Regions from separate parts of the Homo sapiens genome. Here regions 1, 2, 4 and 5 are each linked to region 3. Evidence: chromatin loops called from intact Hi-C (ENCODE). Cell type or tissue: HepG2. All regions are shown on one strand. Region 1 has its middle 3.0 kb from the start of CSN3. Region 2 has its middle 35 kb from the start of CSN1S1. Region 3 holds the start of LOC105377270 (a long non-coding RNA gene). Region 4 has its middle 21 kb from the start of SULT1E1. Region 5 has its middle 37 kb from the start of UGT2A1.

Region 1 (5,000 bases), 55 kb before region 3:
TTTTAGTTTAAGAACCTGGATTTCAAGTGATACTACATCTGGCATTGACTGTGGTTGGTCTTCTTCCTTCCAGAATTACAATTATTGATTTTTAAAAATTAAATAATTGGCCATCTCACACATACCCAAGAGCACCTCCTTATAAAAGTCAAACCCATATATGAAACATTTTAATCAGTATATAGTGGGGAATCATTTGCGTTTGGGCTGCAGCACATTTTCTCCCGTATGCATTGACTACATACTTAGTGATTTATTATCCTCTTATGAATAAACTTTTTTTAAGATTTTAAATTTCAATAATATAGGTGAACCATTTTGAAAAAAAAATTATTAAATTATTGAATTGGAGATAATTGTTCTGTTTTAAGGAAAGTCATTTTGACTTAGAGCATAAATCACAAACCCACTGACATTGAGAATATTTTGGCAAAAAATAGCTAAACAAAATTTTGCTTAGATAATTCAGGAAAGCATATTTTCTTTTACTTGCTTTTCTAAAGAAATAATGTTAACTGTGACTTATTTTGGCTGTGAAGACCTGACCAGATTGAGGAACTTACAGGAATTAATGTAGGACTGCCAGAACACAAACAAGAAATAATATCAGCATTGTAGTTATGTCTATATTCCTGTCTGTTTCTTAGAAGTATTGCATGTCTTAGAAAGTTAGGAACAATATTCTAAACCCTAGAATACTTATTTGGATTACACAGAGTAAAATAGTAATATGAAATTTTCTGTTTCTCAGAATAGTTGGTTTTTGTGGTTCAAAAAGAGATGACAGAATTTAAAATGGCTAAACCAAGTTGGTAAAGTAATAACACCAGCCATTCTATCTGAACTATTTAGTCACAGTGTTTTCCTTTGATTATCAGGGTCCGTGGTTGAAAGATCATGATCCGGTCATTCCTCAAATTTTGAAGGTGTTCTATTTCACATAGTAATTTCTCAGCCATTTATTTAGAGTAATAAGAGTGATAATGATTTTCAGTTGAGTATTGAATTATTTAATTTACAAGTAGCAGAGACTCAGAACACTTCTGAAGACATTGTTTTCACAGGAAAATATATTTTAAGAACATCTGAGAGTGCTAGTAATCTTTTCTCCCACCAAGATAAAAACATGTTTACCATGGTGTCACCCATTCACTTCAAATACTAATGTAGCTTTTGTGGGGCTTTGCAAAACTGTACATTATTATTTGAGCACATACAATATTTCAGGTCCTGGACATTATTCTTTGAGCACATACCTTATTTCAGATACTGTTTCAGGTAGTAGGGATAAATTAGTAACCAAAGCAGGTAAACATCTCTGTTCTTGTGGACCTCATAGTCTAAAATTTACTTGAGTACTGGTAACATTGGATATTTCCCATATCTACTGATCTAAGGCAACCTTAGTGAAAGTGTTTTGAGTGACTGGAGTAGATGAATTAGATGGATTCTATAATGGAGCTATGCAATGCTCTTGCGTTTTCGAAAGAAAAGCAAAAGGAGGATCAGAACTCGCATGCTCTGAAATCTCCAAGGAAGCTGCGATGGTGCTGAACAAGGCCTCCAAACTGAGAGTGTTTATAACCTGGAACGAATCCACCAGTCTTTATCTACTTATGCATCCATCAACAGGGGCATGGCCTGATTCTGGAATGTCCCTGGATTGTGGGAAGAGAACCAGCAGGGCTTTTCAGTCCAGCTGCAACTTCCCTTTGTTTAGGTCCTGATAATCAGTGTATATTCATACCACCATTCACACACTGGGACTGGGTAAGAGGCTATTGTGGGTACATAAGTTCACATTTTAAGCATTGTAAACAAAAACATTTTGCAATAAGTGACATAATGATTATTGACTCATATACACTCTTTTTTTAGTAACAACTTCTTGTTATTCTGTTAATGTTTCTTACTTTTGAAATGTACTTCATGTCTGTTTTATCTTCCCTTGATGGTATTTACATCCATGTAGTTTTATTTTTTCTGTCTCATTTTATTTCTCAGCCACTTCATTAGTACCAGGCTGACCTCAACACTCTATTTTGTTCTTGAAGTACAATAATGTTTGTAACAGTAGTTGCAAAGTAAATGATGAACACAGCTTTCCATAGGATTAGTAAGGCATTAGAAAATTGGTATTTTCTAAAAGCATACAAAAAAGAAATGTGTATGCTTCAAAAGTCTTTGCTATATGTAAAAACCATGGAAAAAATAGCATAAAATGCTCTTTAAAATGGTCAACAAACTAGAGCAAAGTGGAATATCAAAATTTTACTCTCCTGTAGCCACTTCTGTTAAACAAACAATACACATACAAACTGTTTGTATTAGAAACAAAGTACTTTTGGGAGTATAGTAGACAGCCACAATCTCTGTTTGTAGAGATTATCTAAGGAGATAGTGCTTTCTCCTGAACACTTACAGAAAGACTATTTTCAGATTGTGAGGAGACATTTGATGTCATCTGGAGCCTAGAGTGAGTGTCATTGTGACTTTAGCATTAGCACACACATTAATTTATTCCTCAGTAAGTTTTAGGGTCCAAAGATTTCTGAAGCCATTAAAATATACAGATTTAAACATACAAGGGATAATCAATTTATGTAAAGTGTTATTTCTCCAACACGAACCCAAGACCCCCTATAATCCTGTCCTATGTTTACTTCATTCTTGTCATTCTTGTTACCATTCAAAATAAACAGCCAGATCAACGATGATCTCTGTGTAGCCAAATCCAGTGGTAGCTGTTAGATATTCTTCCCACTCAATGTTGTAGCAGCTCTTGGCTTGGTGATTCATTTTTCTGGCTGGTAAAACTTTTTGACTTTTCCTTCTTTTTTTTTCCCCCTCGAGTCACTTAAAGCTGCTCTTAATTTCCATTTTGGTTCCTCTTATTTTCCTCAAACTCTAAATTTAGGAGAACTTTTAAAAATTCTTCCAGCATCCACCACCACTCTATCTTTTCTCCCTCTATCTTTAATATCTTTCTAGTTAATGTACTCAATTCCTGTAACCTTAAGTATCATCAGTAGGCTATTGCCTTCACTGAACTGTAGATTCAAGTATCCAATAGCTGTTTTAAAATCTCTATTTGCACGTAAAATAGACATCTCCAAATTATCATGAACAAAACAGAATCTTCTATTTCCAAACATACCCTGTTTCACGACTAGTTCTCCACTAGTCTCTTTTCTCCTTTAGGAAACAGTACCATGATACTACTAGTGGCTCAGGGGCCATCTGGTGACTCCTATAGGTCATCTTTTCTCTCCTCCCTGCAACAACCTGTTAGAAGAATTATTAATTCTATCTTAACAATATACCCCAAATCTGACACCACTTTCTAATCTGACCTTTGTTGCTTTAGTCCCAGCCACTGGCATGTTACACTTGAACCATCCTAATATTTCTGTTTTTGGTCTCTTTACTTTCACTCTTATCGCCCTATACTCATTTCTTACACAGTTATAAAAATGTTATTTTTAACATATATCTGATATGATTATTCTTCTGATTAAATTCTCAATGGATTCCTATGCACTTACAATACATTCAAACTTTTTGCTAGGGACTGTTTCTAAATAATTTGGTCTCTCTTTATCCATCTTACCTTAACTTCTACCACTTTTTCTCTCACTGTGTGCTGGTTTCAATGACATTTCTGTTCCTAGAATGTGCCAAACTCTCTCCTAAATCAGGAACTTCCATTTATATTCATGGTCTCTGGAATGTTCTTACCTCAATTCTCAGTAATGTTGCCTGTATTATTTGGGATTCAGCTCAAATGTCTTCATTTCAGAGAGGCTTTCCTTGGCAGTTTGTCTAAATACTTCTTCAAACACTTTATTATTTTACCTTTTATTTTCCTCATAACATATTACAATATAAAATGTTTTTTAACTTATATATGTTCATTTACTATTTCCTGTCCTTTTCCATTAGAAAATAATAGTCCCAGTCTCTAAACCTGTGCTTGGCACATATTAGACAAATACTTTTTGAGCAAATGATTAATTATCTGTACTACTTGTTCAAGTTGCAAATTCCTGCCTAATCCCACAACACGGAGTCAAAATTTTCAGAGCAGGAATGTTCCTAGAAATCTGAAGAACAAATAAGAAACTAAATAATTTTTTATGCAGATCAATGTTTTGGAATTACTACTTTCCTCTGCATGAGGCCAGAACCTAGTCAAGAAGAACTTCTAAAGTGGGCAGTCATATTATCTGTTTTCCCCTTGAATTCTAACTTACTTCATAGAAGAGTTAGAACATGTGGATGAGGGTTGGATTTTTCTGGGCTCTGTTCTCCTGTGAGTGTATTAGAACTGGTCTTCTCCTGACTGTTGGGGAGACTGGTCTCTAGCTGGGCTCTCATTTAGAGTGACGGCAATTAGAATTCAGTGTGTCTCTGTGCTCTTATTTCATTCCCGTGCTAAAGTCTTGGATACTTGAGGGGAAGTAGAAGCTTCCTTAAGCGATTGTGGGGAGCATCCAATAGGTGGTCCATGCCTTGCTGTTCACCTTGCTGTATTGCTGTTAGTGTCCTTCAGCTACCTTGGTTTGATGCCCATGGCTTTGGCCAGAGTTTCAACTCTGCCCGGGTATTATTGAATTGACATAGAAGTCTAAATAAATACTGTCTCCTAGATATATTAGCTACTTTCATAAGGAAATAACTCATCAGGTTATATTTGCTCTGTATCTGCATGAAAAATTGGTAGAAATGTTATTTAGTGAACAAGAATATTATTAAGATGTTTATCTTTTGCTTCTCAGGTTAGAGGTTGTTCCTAAGATTAATAGAACTTTATATATTTATTAGAAATATGTTTTAAAGTATTTCACTCCCATCTTTTGCTCTTTTGTCTTTGTCCAATGAAAATAAACATCGTTAAAAATATCCGTTTTCAATAAAAAAAACAAAAAGAAAATAAAAGCAACAAGCAAAAATACCAATTTGAGTGTAGAGCTTATCTAGTAAATATCTATTCAGCATCT
Region 2 (5,000 bases), 290 kb after region 3:
AACAAGTGTCTCTCTACTTCTTTAAATCAAATATTCCACAAGGCTGAGTATTACAAGGACTGTGCTCTATTAATGACCTCCACAGTCTGTGTACTATTAACTCCTCTGCAGCATTTAATATTACTGACTCTTTTATTTTCAAGGAATTTCCTCTTCTCATGTCATCTCTAATAAGATAAAATATCTTTCTTGCTTTTCTTCCTCCTGTTTTCTTGGATAGCTTTCCTTCCTTAACCATTCCTTATTGATTGACATTTTCAGAATTTTTTTCCAGCCATTGTACATGTTTGCTTTGTGTGTGTGCATGGTGGAGGAAGATGGTGTACAATATCTTTGGAACACTATTTCCTATATTTTGGTCATTTCTCATATTATGACTCCTCATCTTCTCAAGGTAGAAACCTAAAAATTTACTTTGAGCCTCCCTTGCCACTACTACAGTAAAGTGCAAAGCAGATTGTGTTTTATTAAAGCATGTTTTCCTACTGGCTCCCCATTGCTCTAGGATGATAGTCAAACACCTAAATCACCTATGAGTCTCTGCATGATATGGGTCTTGTTTAGATTTTTAACCTCACTTCATACCACCCTGCAGCATCCATCTTTTCTCAGGGATACAATCACAGAGACCTCCCTCAGTTTTAAGAATGCATGAAGCTCTTACTCCTTCAGCTCTATGCACGTGCTGTTCGCTTCTCCTGGAATATTTCTTTGTTGTATTATTCCACTCTATTCCTGCTCTTGCCTGGCCTACACCTGCTTTATCATAAATTTCCTTCCAGTGTTTGTTACATGACCCTTTTCTGAGGTCTAATTTTCACAAGTATCAGCATTGTATTTTACCAACACTGTATTTTAATTGACTATTTACATGTTTGTCTTTCCCTACAATGAATTCTTTGAGGACAAGTAGAGACATTGTGGTATCATCAGCGACTTGTAGTACTTGAAATATACATGACCACAAATTGATTGTTTTTAATGAAATTGAAATTGAATTAGATATTCATCCCTAACCCCATAGCCTTGACATAAACTCAAAGGAACAAAAAAGAACATGCTTGTAGTTGACAATTTCTTTGTATGTTTTGATGACTAATACCTGATGAGTTTAAATGTCTAGGATCTAATTCAGTAATGATAGAAATGTGTAGACAAATAAAATTGTAATGCTTGTCTCTCAACAAAGAAAGACAAAATAATTCACATTCTAAAGTCGTGTATTTAATTGTAGAATTTATAACTGAAGGATTTGTTATGATTTTGATGATAGGTTTTCTTTCAGGAAATAACAAACTGTTTAATATTATTTCAAACCAGATACAGAATTTCTGACTGTCTAATTAAAGAAAGATGATTTACTGCAAGACCAATTTAGTTTTTCAGTTCTTTGCATTTAGTCATCTGAGTATATTATGTTGCTCTTTGATGTCACCTAATGATCAAAGTTGATACTTCCTTTATGGAAAGAAAGGGATCAAAATTAAAATAGATTTCTTGCCCACAAACCTTCTCAAATATATAGGGTGTAGAGAGCATTATTAAGTCTCCCCAGATTTTGTTTTTTTTGTGTGTGTGTATGTTTGGCAGGCAGGGGTGGGGTGATGGAGAAAGGGGAGTACTGAGGGGGAAAAGATGGTACTTTGTAGTTTTCCTTAGTCCTTTTACTAATATTACTTGGTCACTACAGCTATTCCCCAAATGAAAAATTAAAATATTTCCATTTGGAGTGGTCAGAGAACACTCAAATCTATAAAGTAAGACTTTGCACCTTTTAAAGACTTTATGTATGTCACAAAAAGGTGTTTGGAGTTAAAATAAATCCCAAAGTCTGGATTTGCTCTTAGCTTTTAACAGTTGGGTCAGCATCCTTGAAAACTTCTTAGGTTTTTACCTCCTCCTACTGGAACTAAAGGGAATATCACTGTTAACACCATCAGAAATTTAAAAACAGGAATTTTTTTTTCTTTGAGTATTTAGTAGACCTCATCTATAAAACCATCTTAATCTTATATATACTTTCTGTAAATCAGTAAATTGCTAATTAAATTTCTTTGGAGGTGCTAGCATTATTTAATTACTAATTAAATTATTAAATTTCTTAATTGTTATGACCTTACAGTATTCAATAACTATTAAAGAAATGTAATCAAAACATAGCATTTATAGTTATTTCTTTATATTTATTATTGAGTAGAGTTATATTTTATCCAGAATAGCTCCATTTCATCTATGTTTAGTGTATTGGCAAAAGAGAATTCTTCAATGTCTCTCAACCATTTCTTTGTATAAATCACTGATTCTCATTTCTGGTATTATTTACATACACCATAGTATTCCTCAATCTATTTTATCTGAATTTCCTCAATTCCAATTCTTATTTCAAAAAAAAAATCACTTTTTCTAATCCAAGAGTTCTTTTATTTTCTACTCTTGTGTTTAATGTTGAGCTTTGCATACTTTGAGTGTCTGAAACATTATTTTTTCTAAATTTTAGATACATTATCTCATTTTTTTAATAAACATTTCATTTTAGAACAGTTCAATACATACAGAAAATTAGCGAAGACAGCACAGAGAGTTTCCATATATCATCTATATCCAGCTTTTCCTGTTACTAACACCTTAGTGTAGTATATTTGTTACAATTAGTGAACCAGTATTGATATATTATTAAAGGCCTTGATCACCTTTTAGTCCCAGGAGTTCAAACGAGCAGTTGAAACACACTTCATACAATTTTTGAAAAAATTCTTTAAAAATTAGAATACTTCACTGTAGAAAATTTTACAATTTAATGTTGTATAACCTGACTTTTGCTTACTTGTTGTACTATTTATTCTGTGTACTTAAATTAGAATTTTATTCCTAGGTACTATATGGTTGGTGTATAGCCAAGGTGCTACAGGACAAAGATTCCAGGTGACCTCTTCACTTTTGTCTCACCAAAAAATCAAAGAAAATCTAAAACTGATGCTCTTCCTCTCATTATAATGTGTTATATTTGTTTAGACAACAAAGATGAGAACAAAGGATAACACCTAGCAAAGAATGAATGTCCGTAAGAAAGCAAGGGGGGATGGGATACAAGGCACATGTCACAGTCCTGGACTTTAATAAGAGAAGGAATGCTTCTTCCACTTAACAGAAAGTAACAAGATTTATGCAAGTGCAAGGAGGTTTATAGGCTTGTCAGTAGATAGGATAATAAAGATGTTACTGACTGTGGCCTCTATTTTTTTCTATTCTGTTCCCATCAAACAAAATTCTGAATCATTCTTTGATTGTAATTGTTAAAAGAAGGGTTTAGAAGTTTGGGGAGAATAATGAAAGTATACTAGCAAAAAACACCAAAATGAAATTTTATCAAAAAAACCTCAACAACGATTTATCTAAAAATTAATTTGATAAATATTTCAATACTTGCTAAATGCAAGGAACTGATAAGTATTGTGATGAACAAATATAAGCTGCACAGTCATTGCACTCTAGCAGTTGATATTGTAGTAAACTTCACACTTATGGAATTGTCTTGTTGAATGTGGAATGGCTAGAATCAAAATGCATAGAGAACGCATAATTTTCTTCCCAAAGTCAGAGTGATGCGGAATTGAGCTTAAATTTCATTTAGTATCTGTGTAACAATAGACAATTTTAAAAATATCCACTAAGTCTCAGCTTCCTCCCTGGAAAGTGGGAGTCCCCATCTGTGAATCACAGTGAATACTGATGAGTTTTGAGCAAAGCACATAGCACAGTTCCTGGTGCATAAAAAGGGTTCAGTAAGATATAAAGATGATGACAATGATAATGAAGAATATCAGGCGCTCTAAGGAAGATTTTATTTCTGGTTAAAAGCTGAATCTATTATATGTAAATTTTATAGATTACCAGACTTTCATATATTTCCTTTATTTAAACTTTCCCCATATTCATTTTTCATCTCTTAGTTCATAAAATATATAATAAAGTATTTATATTATTTTATCCTCTATATGATACTGTGAATTGGGAGATATTTAGCTGAAGGAATTTTATGAATGAATAATAAATTTGATATTCTTACTCTAAACACCTAAAAGTAAGTGCTTTTCTTCTTGAAATTCTCCTATTTGACTGCACCTTTATAACCCCTGGTGCGTGGTCCACACACAAAACCTTTGTACACCGAGCAGCATGTGTCAATATACACCATATTTTTCTGGAGTCGCCTTTAATCTCAGGTTGGAGAAAATGTCCTGCCCTCCCTCACTGCTGGTGTTTACCCTTCTTAAAGTAGGTATGGTGATTGCTTCCATAAAAAAGCTATTGCCAAATTGTTCGAGACCTAAGAAGTTAAATTTTTTTTCCATGGGAAAATTCGTATAAGAAGCAAAGTCCACCAACCTCATACCATAAAATGTTTATCATCCAGATTAACACTTGGAGAGCTAGCTAATTATAGACAAAACATATGAGAGTTTGGGAAAATCACCCATGTAAGTCCGTACTACCCATCTCTTATAAAAGTGAATTCTAATCCTACTTGTAGTTAAAAAAAATCGAAGTTCCTGCTGGTTGTAAGCAATGTAATTTAATTTAATTCAACCGTGATGAGTACATGTTATGGCAGTAGGCACTAAGGATACAAGATTTCTCTTGTGTCCCTTTCTTTCAAGATGCATACAAGCTAGTAAAGGAGATGTATGCACAGACAGGTGACAACCAATCTTACACATGGTTGTTAAAAACATCAGCAAGCAGTAGCAACAGCTATTCTTTTTCATTCATTCATAAAGTACATTCATCATATTACTTCCTTTCATCTTACATTATCATCTCTGTTATTTCTCACAACTAAACAGTAGGAAACAATCTTTTTATTTTATTTATTTTTAGAAAGGGTCTCACTTTGTCATCTAGGCTGGAATACAGTGGCATGATCATGGCTCACTGCAGTCTCAACTTCCTGGGCTCAAGCGATCCTCCTGCCTCAGCCTCCTGAATAGCTCAGACTACAA
Region 3 (5,000 bases):
TAACTTTGGGCAAGTTTATTATTTTCTCTGAACCTGTTCCCTTCCTTGTAAAATGATGCAAACGTGTACTTATCTTCAGGGTATCCACAGAATACCTGTGGCTCATTTTATGTGCCATTAAATGAGAAAATGTATTTGCTCAGCGTGGTAATATTTCTGAATAAAACATTCTAGGGGAAATTTGACACATCTTGATCCTTTAGGGAGAAGTCTCTAAGAGATAGAAGAAGTCTGAAAAAGCCTCCAAAGCAGATTCACATATATGTGACTTTCCATTTTAAATAAAAATCACCAGCTTACATTACAAAAAGTTAACTTTATCAGTAAAGGGTAATGCACAATCCCAAGGTACCTATGTGCCTATCCATCTGTTGTCTCACTTTTTTATTCAAAACTCCCTTGGTTTACTGTAGATATTAATTTTGCTAAACCTTGTTATCTCCTATTAGAATGCTGATGACTTCATTTCTTCAACCAGACATTATTTATTGAGCACTAGCAATAACCCAGAGATATTGCATTCAGGGCACGTACAGTATAATAAATGAGAATTACATATGAACAAATGAGTGTGGCACTCTTTGATGAAGATAAAAAATAGGTAAGGGCATGTTGTGTTTGGATTGGGGATGGAGTGATCTGATAAAAGTACAGAGCAGAAAATCCCCGAGTTGAGCCCTGAAGGAAAACTAGGATTTCACCAGGAAGACATGGAGGCAAATGCATGAGGCATGACATAGTTTGATATTTTGTGGGAAAATAACAAATTCAAGATAATTGGTACATAGGATACCTGTGGGAAATGAGGTATGGCCTGCAGTTAGAGGTCACATCACAGTGAGTTTTCTAAGACAAATAAATGTGTCTGGATTTTATCCTGTCAGCAGCTGACATCAATTAAGCAAGGGAATCTTTGCTGTTACTCATTAGTAATGCCTAACAAATATTTCCATTCCTCCTTCTGGGGACATGTAATGTACCAGTTTCCAGCCCTTGAATTTAGTAACTTACTTTGACAAATTAAGTATGAACAAGAAATAGCACATGTCACTTCTGGCTGGAAATTTTAAGATTATTCAGCACTGTCTCTGTTTGCTGTGGCCACTAGCTGTGGCCACTAGCAATGTTCCAGGTGGTAGCTTTTCCATCAACTTGAGTTTCTACAATTGGGATCCCTGAGAAGGAACAGTGTAAAGCAGAACTTTGAACTGAGCCAGGGAAAATATAGTGCAAGGGAGAAATAAATCTCATAGTTTCAAGCCACTGATATTTTGGGGTTGTTTGTCACTGAAGCATGGTTTAGCTTGTCTTTATTATTACACTGTCAGAATGGTATTTTTGCAAAATCACTCTGGCAGCAGTGCCATGGACAGACTTAAGGCAAATGTGAAGGCAGGGTACCAATGCAATGGGCCACTGAGTTGGTGCTGTGGCAGGAGCACAGGGCCCAACCATGTTCCCATCCTGACTTTGCCATTTACTAACGGTAAGATCTAGAAGTCAATTGACATCTTTGAGGAAATTATTGATTTCATAGAAGAGGGATTTATTGATTGGCTTTTCCAATTCTGACATTCAATTATACAGATTAGAAACTAGAATTTATGGACAACTAGAATAAATATATTCTGACTATATAGAATTTAAAAAAATGGAATCAGAGATCTCAGTAAGTTTACTGATTTTTACTTTCACCTTTTCCGTTGCCACAACCCTTCCTTCTACTCCACCCAAATTATTTTTCTCCCTTAATCCTACTAAAGCTTTTTCCTAGGATTTTTCATTCCATCTTACTTTCCAGTGGGAAGCAGTATATTATGTTGGCATCAGATTATTCTATCTCTGTAATATATTACCTGTAGTACTTCAAGAGAGCTACCTAACCTTTCCATGTCCTAATGTTCTGATCTGTAAAATTAGACTAACATGTGCCTTGTGAGACCATTGTGAGAATTAAAACACATTATAAGAAGTACTTTGTATACTGTCTGGCATATAGTGGGTACTCATTAAATAGTAGCTATATCTATCATTATTTTTAATATTGCTAATATGCCCACTTCATTCATCTCAACCTCTCAACTCTCAGTGCTTCGTAATGCAAGGGGCTTAATTTCTGGAACTATCAATCAGCGACCAGTCCCAGTCATTCTTTGAACTTCAGGTTTTATAACTCTGATTAGGTAATAATCTCAATAACCTGAGACGTAAGGTTGTTGATATCTCAGCACTTACATGAGCCATGCTAATTTAATGGTAGTTGCAGTACTGTCAAAACTTTATGATTTTTAATTACAATTTCACTCTTGTAACAGCTACTTGAGGGTTTCTATTAATGAATATAGGCTATATATATTTTGTCACTAATTTTACTTTAGGATGAAAAATCCTCTGTTCCATGAACAACGTATAGAGCCAGTCAAGTTTACAAATTGTGTGGCTTCATTTGTATATAGGTACTTGATGGGGTGATGGTAGAATAAATATTACATGGTTTTGGTAAGAATGAACTACAGATAATAGGACAAGAAAGTCCCTAAATGAAAGGATACCCGTGTGTGTGTGTGTGTGTGTGTGCTTGTGTGTGTGCCTGTCTCTCTATGGGTGTGTGTGAATGAGAGAGAGAGAGCAAGAAAGGGGTTATATATGGTTGGTGATGTGCTACTGTTGCAGAATTAAGTTTTTCATTTTACCTGCCTGTTTTTGGACAATGAAGTCTTTCACATAGAAACATTAACATTTAAAGAAAAAACAATGAAATATGAAATCAGAAACTTGAAAAAATCTTACAAGTTACAGTTGAATCTGATTACTTCTGAATATTTTCCCTAAATGTTTGCGGCTAATTAAAGGAACTAAAGTTTTATCTTAAGTGCCTGTCATAACTGATGGTATGTAGCTACTTAGAATGTTGTGGTGTGTTGGATTTTCAAGGCTAAACCATGTTAATGGCTGAAATGGGCACAAGGGGGGCCCCATGACTTGGTAAAACTTTCAACAACTTCAATGCAATCCAGCTCTGCTTGTGCATTACCACATGAGGGCGCTCTTTCCATCAGCTATACATATATTCAGTGTTTTTTTCCCCTTCAGTGTTATTCTTTTTTTCTAATTAAAAAAAAAACAAAACCGCGTATTTATCATGCAGCATCCTAAATTTTACAGAAGTCCTAGATTCATACCATAGAAAATACATCTCCAAATACTGTAGATAACACAAACTTAATCTTAGCTAATTGGATTTGGTGAAAAAATCTGAAAGGCTTCAGATCCTATTGCTAAGGGAGAAATTATGCTGGGTAGATTTGTACTTATGGTGTCTATTGGGATTCACAAATGTGTATGTATCTCAAATAGTTTCTCTGTAAGTAAAGTTTGGAAGTGTAAAAATGAGAGAATATTCAAACTACTTCTTCCGGAAGAGCTCTGTTATCTGTTGAAATTCAATTATTAAATCTAATATGTGATGGATGGGTGCTATTTGTCTGACTGTTACTGTTTATTAAGTAATGCCTATACATTATGAAATATAAGTGGAATCCATAGTGGGAATCAATTAAAATCTAGGCATTTTTTTAATGTACAGGTTTTTTAATGTTAAATACCAATAGAAATTTAGTGCCAACTCAGAAACTTACAAAATGATTCCCCAAACCCTCATGACAACATTAGGAGGTGTATCCAGCTTCCGTGCGAATTCCACTAAGAAGGGCATAGACTAACAGGTCATTTATGACCACAAAGGACAAGTTCACTCAAGGTATGTACCAGGGATTAATGTTTAGTACAAGGAAAATAAGTATGATGACAGAAATCAATACAGACATTCACAAACAAGAACAGAGACACTTTGTTTGCCAACCAGAGAAAAGTCACAGGAAACAAAGACAGGAGGAAAAGTCAGAATTAAATTCATCTCAAGGTACCTCAGGGACAATGCTATTATTGGTGCACTAGGGCTTAAAAGGACAGACCAGAGGCCAGCCAAATGTGTACATCCCCAAAGGCATGATTGAACTGTATTTTTGCCAATTGTTTACGTAGTTTGGTAATTTCAAAGGCCAAATTTTTTTTCATCCATGTGTTCTGCTTATCACTTGCTCAGTGATGCCAAGATTTTCCCCAGAAAAGAGTGATTTCATTTTCATGAGAGCTTTTGATCTCTGTTCAAACACAGTCGTTTTATGTTAGGGCTTTGAGCTCTGATAATGTGCTGCCTTTTCTTGAAAAGAAATGCTTAAACATTTACTTAAATGAATAAGTGCCAAAGACTTAAAATTTCAAAAGGTTGAAGATGAAAGTGCAGGCTGCCCTAGAAAGAGTGCTTTGTAAAAGGTCATTCATATTGTTAAGGTACCTTTGAGGGACCAGGTATAGATAGGAATAGAATAGGAAGACAGTGAGAAGATTTTGTGGTAGATGGGAACAGGTTTATAAACCCGAGACCACTACAGACAGCTTTTAACCATTTTATAATTATTCCCGGAGCTGGTATCACTGAAATTTGTCTTTTGTGTATTGTCATTTTCCTGACCTGTTGAGTTGTTGGAGTTAAAGAACAACTCTCCTGAAATAAGGGAACTTTTATTCTAAGTAAATGCCAGGTATTTAGATTACTGTGTCTAGATGTGTAGTTTGAAGTGTGTGGAGGATTTATAGAAAATCTCAGGGAGATAATTAAGACAATTAAATGTCTGGGAAACAGATGCATGCATATAGGCTAAGGAACTGAGATCTTTTGGCCCATAAAATAGGACTTCCAAGTGCTACATGTATTTAAAATTTATACTGCAGAAAGTTACAGTAGCAACTTGCTCTCTTCCCCACATCACCCTCCTTCCAGTGCTGGAGGATGAAAGCTGCTGTTGAGATCTTTCTGGAGCCATCACTGGAGGGTTTGCTCTTTCTTCAGGAGGAACTGATAGAAATAGAGCTGACAAAGAGGCTGCAGGGATTGAAATTCGACAATATAATAAGTATTTTTTATAAATTTTTATATG
Region 4 (5,000 bases), 300 kb after region 3:
GTATAGAAATGCCTGGATGTCCAGGGAGAAGTTTGCTGCAAGTGTGGAGCCCTCATGGGGAACCTCTGCTAGGGCAATGCAGAAGGGAAATGTGGGGTTGGAGCTGCCACAAAGAGTCCCCACAAGGACATTGCCTAGTGAAGTTGTGAGAAGACGGCTATGATCCTCCAGAACCCAGAATGGTAGATCCACTGACAGCTTGCACTGTGCACATAGAAAAGCTGCAGGCACTCAATGTGAGCCCATGAAACAGCCACAGGGTCTGTACTCTGCATAGCCACAAACTGCACACGGCCATGGGAGCCCACCTCTTGCAACAGCGTGCCATGAATGTGAGACATGGAGTCAAAGGAGATCATTTTGGAACTCACCAAATAACTAACCAGCCAGAATTGGACTTGTATTGGACCTGTAGTCCCTTTGTTTTGGCCAATTTCTCCAATTTGAAATAGGAACATTTACCCAATGCCTGTATCTCCATTGTATCTTGGAAGGAACTAACTTGCTTTTGACTTTACAGGCTCCTAGGTGGAAGGGACTTGCCTTGTCTCAGATGAGACTTGGACTTTTGGGTTAATGCTGGAATGAGTTAAGAATTTGAATTTTTAAGTTAATGCTGGAATGAGTTGATACATTTCAAAACCAATCATGTCTTCCCAAAAGGGGAGTCTTAATTTTTGGGAAGTTAAGCTTTCCCAAAAGGGGACTCTTTATTTCCCTTTTGGGAAGGCATGATTGGCTTTGAAATGTGAAAGGGATGTAAGATTTGTGAGGGGCCAAGAGCGGAATAATATGGTTAGGCTTTATGTACCCCCAAATCTCATCTTGAATTATAATCCCCTTAATCCCTACATGTCAAGAGAGAGACCAGGTGGAGGTAATTGGATCATGGGGGCAGTTTTCCCATGCTGTTCTCAGGATAGTGAGTGAGTTCTTACAAGACATGATGGTTTTATAAGTGTTTGATAGTTCCTCCTGCATTCGTTCTTCTTCCTGCCACCTTGTGAAGAAGTTGTCATTTCCCCTTGAACTTCCTTGATTGTAAGTTTTCTGAGGCCTCCCTAGCCATGCAGAACTGTGAGTCAATTAAACCTCTTTCCTTTATGAATTACCCAGTCTTGGGCAGTTCTTTATGGCAGTGTGAAAACAGACTAATGCAGATAACTTTACCTGATTTTTTCCCTAAATAGAATGTTGTTTCTTCCTTTCTTCTTTCTTCTTTTGAGAAATCTGAGTTGTCATCTAAAACTCAGCTCAAATATTTCCTTTTTCATGGACCCTTTCCTCACTCTTCAGGCTTAGCCATTATTCTGCTCTAAGGACCAGGGAGGCTGGAAGGAAGAGGAATGAGCACAGTACTAAGGGAACTAAGCCATCTGTAGAGCTTACCCTCCCTGCAGGAGTGTTCACAAATAAAAGTACAAATTCCAGTGTGGAGTGTGACAACCTGGAGGGTGATTGTAGGTGTTATTCATGTCTATTGGGGAAAAAAGGTTTCAGGTAGAAAGCCTCTTATAATGGGGATATTTGTAAATAAGTGGGTAGGAGTGGGAAGGCACTGTGTTAGGGTTCCAGATTTCTTTGGTTTTTGAAATAGGATTTTCTCCAGTAATTAGAATGACCAGGAAAAACATCTGATCCTAAAGGAGATGCAGTTGGAGCACACATGAGGTTCTCCTCCAATTAGTACGAAATAGCACAAAATCCCAGTCAAGGATAGGGGCGAGGAGTTGCTTCATGTGGATTAGCACGCTTTTAAAGTTAATCGAAAAGACTAGAGCATAGTGAATTAAGTGATATTTTGAGGAAATGGTCTTAAAATGAGAAAACTGATTAAAAACACTATTCTCTTCTACCAAGCTCTGTCAACTTTACGTCAAGCACTAGAGGAAATAACACCATTGTAAATTAAGGCCTTCTATCTGAAATTGATCAAGAATAGGGAATGTGAATACATTTATTTTTCCTTTTTGTACTTTCTTTGTACTGTGCTGTTATATTCAGTATGACACATTATGGCAGTGTTATTATTATGTGACCTCCTTCAAAATAAAGGTCTACCTTTTACTGAACTGTGTTTTCACTGGCTAGCATAATGTCTGGCATTTAGCTAATGCTAATAAAATGTTTCTTGAATTAATTTTTAAATAGTCTTATATATTTAATTGAAACAACTATTTGAATTGAACAAAAAAAAAGATACTACTCAGACTAATTCACTCTCACAGAACTTGATAAAACACCAGCAAATTAATAGCTTTGACTGTCTCTAAACTTTTGGATCATTTTTGATTTTTCCTTTGCTCCAAGCCAGAAATCCAAAAATGAAATAACATTGCCTAGTCAATCTGCCTGCAGATATTGAAATGTGCCACTAGAGAGCAGCAGGATACTGTGCTGCCAGCATAGTCTGAAGCCTCAGTCTGTTCTGGGGTTGATCAGATGACACAGTCTTCAACAGAAAATTATTCTACTGCTTTATATAGATGAACAATTATTTATAGAATTAAAATATATAATTTTTGCCTAAGGAGTCCATTTTTACATAATTTGTAATTGGTAAGTGGTTTATTTTTATTTTTTTACTGACATAGCATCAGTTTTGTTCAGCTGTTTGAAAAAAAATACATAGACCATGAAAGGAAAAAATAATAATTAAGTGATTAAGAAGTGGAAGGGTTCTTTTTATTTCACATATTACAGTAATATTTTTAGCTTCTATGTTCTTTTTTATTTTTCTACAATGACAACATATGTATTTTGTAATTAAAATGTAAATATCAGGGAAATAATTAAGACATTTTGGTGTCACTTTGCTTGCACTGGTTGAGACTGGCCAAATCTGATAGCAAAGAAATGAAGAGAAGAAGGGCAGAAAGAGAACTCACTAGTGAACAATGTCACCTGAGCTCCTAAAGTTGCAAAGCTCACATTGAAATGGAACTGCTAGTGCAAGAGCTTTCAATCAATCACAGAACCACCTGACAGAACAAATGCTGGACAAAAACCAACCATTTGTAAAAGCAATATGACAACAACAATAATGACAAAAGATAAAATACCCTTCCCCATATAGGTAGGATCATATAAGACTTCTCTGAAAAAAAAAAATTGAAGCCTACAGAAGGATGAAAACTAAGCCTTGAACAATTGAGAGGTATGACGATTGTATATAGGAAGATATAAACTCATACAGATGACAAGTCTTCCTAAATTAATTAATAAAACAAAAGCAATAAAAGCAAAAGATTTGTTTTATATTTTAATTAGACATGCTGATTCCATGTTCATACAGAAAAATCAACAAGAATGGCCACACTTAAGCTCTTTCAAGGAGGCCCCTAATTCAGGTCTCACAGTCTCACATGGTTGCAGGCACACCTTGTCTTCTTACCCCTTCAGGCCAGGAGTGGTGATGGCTTCCTACCAAAGCCAGTCCCTGGGGTTCTTAGCACTTCTCACCACTTTCTTTATCTTGTCTGTACTTTCATGAATAGTTCCTTCATTAAACTATCTTCAACCAGATCCTGTTGAGTGAAATTATATTCCTGCTTGGCCACAGTAAGGTTTTTTGTTTATTTATTTGTTTTGTTTTTGTGAACTTGGAGTAGGGAAGGCTTTTCTATTCAGAGCTCAAAATCAGACACCACATAAGAACCTTAGATAAGATTGACTACATAAGATCAAAACATTTCACAATGTCTGAACTAACGTACACCCCACCAACAGTGTATAAGCATTCCTTTTTCCCTGCAACCTTACCAGCACCTGTTATTTTTTGACTTTTTAATAATAGCCATTCTGACTGGTGTGAGATGGTATTGCATTGTAGTTTTGATTTGCATTTCTCTAGTGATCAGTGATATTGAGCTTTTTAGACAGTGTAGCAATTCCTCAAAGACCTAAAGACACAGATACTATTTGTCCCTGAAATCCCATTACTGGGTATATACCTAAAAGAATATATATTGTAATATTATAAAGACACATGCACTTATATGTTCATTGCAGCAACAGCAAAGACATGGAATCAACCCAAGTGCCCATCAGTGATAGATTGGATAAAGAAAATATGGTACATACACACCATGGAATATTATGCAGCCATTAAAAAAGAATGAGATCATGTCCTTTGCAGGGACATAGATGGAGCTGGAGGCAATTATTCTTAGCAAACTAATGCAGGAACAGAAAATCAAATACCACATGTTCCCATTTATAAGTGGGAGCTAATGATGAGAACACATGGACACATAGAGGGGAACAACACACACTGGGGCCTATTGGAGGGCAGAGGGTAAGAAGAGGGAGAGGATCAGGAAAAATAACTAATGGATACTAGGCTTAATACCTAGGTGATGAAATAATCTGTACAACAAAACCCCATGACACACATTTAGCTATGTAACAAACCTGCACATCCTCACATGTACCCCTGAACTTAAAATAAAAGTTAAAAAAACAAAAAATAAAAAAAATCTGACAGGCAAAAAATGAAATTAAATCAAAACTCTTTGCATTGTAAAAAATCAATTCAAAAGTAAAAAGATATGTGATAAATGAGACTAAATATCTGTAACTCTTAATATGGAGTAAGGAGTAATGCTTCTAGTACATAACATAGCTCCAAAAAATCAATCAGGAAAAGACAACAACTAAAGAGAAATCTGAAAAAGAATGTAAAAAAAATGTAGAGAAAAAGAAAGGCAGATGGCTTTTAAACACATGAATACCTGTTCAACCTCACTCACAGTAAAATAAATGTTAGTTAAAACTATGCTAGGTAACATTTTTCTAACAAATTGTCAAAAAAATTAAACAATAATAACACTTTATTACAACTCCTATAAAAGACAATTCATGAATATCTAGAAAAATTACAACTAATAAATATTTTGAGCGAACAATTCTAATTATGGGAAATTGCCTTACAGATACACTTGCAAACATGCAGAATAATACATTTATAAGATTATTAGTATCAGCATTGCTTATGTTAA
Region 5 (5,000 bases), 490 kb after region 3:
CACTCAATGCAATTTATGGATTCAATAATATTCTTATAAAACTCCCAAAATCATTCTTCACAGAATTAGAAGAAAGTAAACTATTCTAAAATTCATATGGAACCAAAAAAGAGTGTGAATAGCCAAGGTAATTCTAAGCCAAAGAACTAAGCCAGAGGCACTATACTACCCAACTTCAAACTACATTATAAGGCTACAGTAATCAGAACAACTCGGTACAGTTACAAAAACAGACACATAGACCAATTGAGTAGAAAAGAAACTCACTATTAAAGCCACCCACCCACAAGCATCTGATTTTCAACAAAGGCAGACAAAAACAAGAAATAGGGTAAGAACTCCCTATTCTGTAAATGGTGCTGGTATGACTGATTAGCCACATGCAGAGGAATGAAATTGGACCCATATATTTCACCCTATACAAACATTAACTCAAGATGGATTAAATATTTAAATGGAAGACTTCAAACTATAATAAAAATTTAAATGGAAGACTTCAAACTATAAAAATATTTGAAGAAAACCTAGGATATAATTTCTTGTCAAGGGCCTAGGTAAAATATTTTTGGATAGGTCTCCAAAAGCAATTGCAACAAAAACAAAAATTGGCATGTGGGACATAATTAAATTAAAGAACTTCTGCACCATAAGAGAAACTATCAAGAGATTACACAGACAATGTATGCCAAGTATATACACTGCTGAATTGACAGACTTTTCAATGAATGGTGCTTGGAAAACTGTATATCTGTATGCAGAAAAATGAAACTAGACCCCTATCTCTTGCCATATATAAAAATTAAATAAAGGAGGATTAAATATTTAAATGTAATACCTCAACCATGAAAATACAATAAGAAAATGTTGAGGAAACACTCTAGGACAGTGTTCTGGGAAAATATTTCTTGAGTAAGACCTCAAAAATACAGGTAACCAAAGCAAAAACGGACAATGAAATAGCATCAACCTAAAAAGCTCCTGTACAGTGAAGTAAACAAACAACAAAGTGAAGAGACAGCCCACTGAATCTGAGAAAATATTTGCCAAGTGCCCATCTGACAAAGAATTGATAAGCAGAATCTATAAGGAGCTCAAACAACTCAGTAGGGAAAAAAAATTGTCAATTTTAAAAATGGGTAAAAGATCTGAATGGATATTTCTCAAAAGAAGAATGGCCAACAAGTATATGAAAAAATGCTCAACATCACTAATCATCAGAGGAGTGCAAATAAAATCTATAATGAGATATCTTATCCCAGTTTAAATGTCTTTTACTCAAAAAAGTAGGCAATAACAAATGGCGATGAGGATGTGGAAAAAGGGGAACCCTTGTACACTGTTGCTGAAAAAGTAAATTATTACAACCATTATGGAAAACTGTGTAGTTTCCTCAAAAAACTAAAAATATGACTACCATATGGTTCAGCAATTCTACTGTTTGGTATATATCCAAAGAAAGGAAATCAATATATTTAAGAAATATGTGCACATGCATGTTTAATGCAGGACTATTTACAATAGCCAAGAGGTGAAATCAACATCCATTTCCACCAATGGATAAACGGATAAGGAAATCCTGGTACATAATACACAATGAATTATTATTCAGCCATAAAAATTATGAAATCCTGTCATTTGCAATAACATGGAGTGTCCTCCAGTTACGTTAAATTAAATAAGCCAGGCACAGAAAGAAAAATATTGCATGTTTTCACTCTTATGTTGGAGCTAAAAACAAAAATTAACTCATGGACATACAGAGTAGAAGGATGGTCACCAGAGGCTGGAAAGGGTGGTGAGAATGGGGGGTATAAAGAGGGCGTGGTTAATGGCTACAAAAATCAAGTTAGAATAAATAAGATCCAGTGTTTGGTAGCATAATAAGGTGACTATAGTAAACAGTAAGTTATTGTATATTTTAAAAGAACTAAAAGAGTTGAACTGAAATTTTCCCAACACAAAAAAAGATAAATGCTTGAGGCGATCGGTATCCCAATTACCCTTATTTGATCATTATACACTTTACACTTGCATCCAAAACAACATGTACCCCATAAATATGTGCAACTATTATGTATCCGTAATAATTAAAACTAATCTTTTTATCTTCTAACTAGAATATGCAACAGTTCATTAAGGGAAATAATAAATGGAAAAGTGCAAGCTGTAAATTCTCTGTTTAGCTAGGATTGTAGCTTATCATTACTACACAAATCTAAAACTAATGACACTTTGAAATTTCTTTGCCAAAGATTTTTATTTTTTTGGAATAGTCGTCTTTAAGTTTCATTGTCCCACTTGAAATTACCTTCTGTGTATGTGGCATCTCTAATTAAAGATAGTGGAGTAAAGAAACATATGCATAAGTTTTTGCCCATGCTTTTCTTACTACTGTTTTGTAGTTAAAATGTAAGTGAATAAGAAATATGTAATTGGTGAAAATGGAACATAATTCCAGTTTGCATTTGCCAGGGATTCCTCAACTTCTCTGATTTTGATTTCTTCATCTATAGCATAAAGTTAGGAATAGACAACTTTTGCTAGGGTTCAACATGAAACTGTGTAAAAGCACTTTCGAAACTGTAATATTAAAATCTACATCCTTTAGGATATGCTGCCCTCATGTGGATGATGATTGATAGTGCTGAATAAGTATGATGAGTCCAAATTATTAGGAATTTAATAATTTTGTTGATGGCAAAATGATAAAGTTTCATCTAAATATATATATATATATCCAAAACAGAGATGAACACACACAATATATTTATTAGGAAATTCTGTGGTTATTCTCCAAGCACTAGTTTTTTTTTATATTTATCAAGACTTTTTCAGGTTAGAGTTAGTGCTATTTATAAATTAAAACAAAGATATAAATACATTAAAAGTTTAAGCAGATTTCATTAGCAACATATCGGCTCCATTAATAGGTTTAAAATAATTTTAAACAGTAAAATGACACAATTTTTATTCAATACTATATATTAAAACTTCTAAAACTATTTCCACTAACATCTAATTAATATCCAGGATTATCTGATATAATTTTCAAGATCATTGAATTAAAATATAACTAGGTTTCAAAATAATGCTGGAAAATATTATTGTCTGATCTAAAAATGTTCAATACCTAGTTTCCTGAGGAAGTAACAAAGGTAACACAATAAAAATAACAACAACAACAAAATGATAAACAAGACATTGTAATCCTAGCGTTATTGTGTTTTAATAAGCCGTTTGGAAATCACTCACATTTGATTTTAAATGAGAGATAATTTTACAGGCCTTAAGAATTTATTTGTTCAAAGTCATTCAATGAAAGGTCTAAATAGATTCAAATTACAGAATAACTTGATTGCAGATTTTTATATAGTTTGTATCCATGTTGTATAATCATCATAATTCTATGAGAAAATATCATTTCACAGAAAAATAAGCCTGTGGGAAAATGTGTGTGTGTGTGCCTATGTGTGTGTGTGTGTTGTGTATGTACGTTGAAGGGGGAAGCATGTACTGAATTTGATAGAACTGATTATATTTCACTTGAAAATATTTTTGAGACATCAAATTAAATAGAGTTAGAAATTCCAGGAACTCAAATTCATCAATATAGTTGAGAAATTCTACCAAAGTTTGGCAAAAATATTGTCACATGAGAACAGTTTTAAAAAGCACAAAAATATCTAGGCAAATTCTAATACATTTCTAAGTGTATTGATTCAAATGATCTTTTGCTATTCCTGCTGCCAAAAATAAATTTATTTTAGCCCTGCGGTAGTTGCATGATTATATAAAAATAGAGCACAGTTAAGTGAACACTTTCAAATGTTTCCATTTGCACCCCCAAAAAGGAAAGTATGTAAAGACTAAAACATATTGTCCATTAATTCCTGAAGCCCTTAATGTAGTAAAACCTTCATGCTTTTCAGATTGAGCTTTGAATAAAATTTCTTAAAAAGGTACTTCAAACTTTAATTGACTCTATTAAGCAACAAATGTAGAAAAGTCTTAAATGTAGCCCAATACCCTTATTGATTAAAAAATAGCAGTGAAATTTCTTAATCAGATGAAAAATATGAAACAACAGCTATTAAACAAAAAGAAAAAATAAAACAAGGAAACTACCTTGAGGAAATAATCTACTTAATAATGAATGATTAGAATAATTTTTAAAAATCAGGATCAAGACAAAGATGTTCTTTAACATCTCTCCAATTTAACGTTGAATTTGATGTTTTAATTAATGCAATATACATATTTATGTTTTTCTAAAACAAATTGCTGAATTATTCAAATCAGAAAGTCTATCAGAATTGCTATATATGAAACTAATATACAAAAGTAAATTGCAATCTTACACACAAATAACAATCAGAAATTTTAAAATCACTGAATGAGACACTACAAATAATACAATATACCTATTAATAAATGTAACATAAAAAGATTCTAGTAATTCTAAAACAAATTATCCAATGGTTAATTCTGTGTTTGTATGAACTTTATTTCTAAAATCTGTGAAATAAATAATCGGCTTGATATGGTTTGGCTGTGTCCCCACCCAAACCTCATCTTGAATTGTAGTTCCCATAATCCCCACGTCATGGGAGGGACCAGGTGGAGGTAATCGGATCATGGGGGCGGTTTTTGCCATGCTGCTTTCCTGAGAGTGAATGAGTTTCACGAGATCTGATGGTTTTATAAGCACCTGGCATTTCCCCTGCTTGCACTCATTCTCTCTCCTGCCCGCCTGAGAAGAGGTGCCTTCCGCCATGATGGTAAGTTTCTTGAGACGTCCCCAGCCATGTGGAAACTGAGTCAGTTAATACCCTTTCTTTATAAATTACTCAGCCTCGGGTATTTTTTCATAGTAGCGTGATAATGGACTAATACAGGGCTCAAAATAGCCAAAATACATTTTAAGGACAAAGTCATACTCACCTGAACAGCTAATAAGGTAAATAATAAATAATAACACTTAAGTAATAATATAGTGTGGT

The links. A loop is a pair of places that touch in the nucleus more often than their neighbours do. Peaks named below come from ENCODE experiments on the same cell type or tissue, not always from the same donor. Only the 100,000 strongest peaks of a DNase experiment are listed, where the experiment ranks them.
Region 1: a loop joins it to region 3, with 3 times the contacts of the local background. A loop is called at or near these places in 2 of 110 quality-filtered maps.
Region 2: it touches region 3 in a loop (4-fold over the local background); 18 of 110 quality-filtered maps call a loop at or near these places.
Region 4: a loop joins it to region 3, with 4 times the contacts of the local background. A loop is called at or near these places in 18 of 110 quality-filtered maps.
Region 5: a loop joins it to region 3, with 18 times the contacts of the local background. A loop is called at or near these places in 20 of 110 quality-filtered maps.

What each region holds. Positions count from the first base shown.
Region 1 is chr4:70,237,066-70,242,065 of GRCh38, reverse strand. It overlaps a transcript of CSN3 not described here. Among named protein-coding and RNA genes, the nearest start is that of CSN3, 3.0 kb to the left of the region's middle. In HepG2, no CTCF peak of the experiment used is centred here; a DNase peak (open chromatin) is centred at 2,375.
Region 2 is chr4:69,893,618-69,898,617 of GRCh38, reverse strand. No RefSeq gene overlaps it. Among named protein-coding and RNA genes, the nearest start is that of CSN1S1, 35 kb to the left of the region's middle. In HepG2, a CTCF peak has its summit at 1,888 (motif pointing left); no DNase peak of the experiment used is centred here.
Region 3 is chr4:70,181,871-70,186,870 of GRCh38, reverse strand. It overlaps LOC105377270 (a long non-coding RNA gene), which reads left to right and starts at 1,417. Exons shown (of 3, transcript XR_938859.2): 1 at 1,417-1,486. In HepG2, a CTCF peak has its summit at 3,031 (motif pointing right); DNase peaks (open chromatin) are centred at 3,020 and 3,970; H3K4me3 peaks cover 449 bases.
Region 4 is chr4:69,878,744-69,883,743 of GRCh38, reverse strand. No RefSeq gene overlaps it. Among named protein-coding and RNA genes, the nearest start is that of SULT1E1, 21 kb to the right of the region's middle. In HepG2, a CTCF peak has its summit at 2,384 (motif pointing right); a DNase peak (open chromatin) is centred at 2,403.
Region 5 is chr4:69,687,332-69,692,331 of GRCh38, reverse strand. No RefSeq gene overlaps it. Among named protein-coding and RNA genes, the nearest start is that of UGT2A1, 37 kb to the right of the region's middle. In HepG2, a CTCF peak has its summit at 2,604 (motif pointing left); a DNase peak (open chromatin) is centred at 2,591.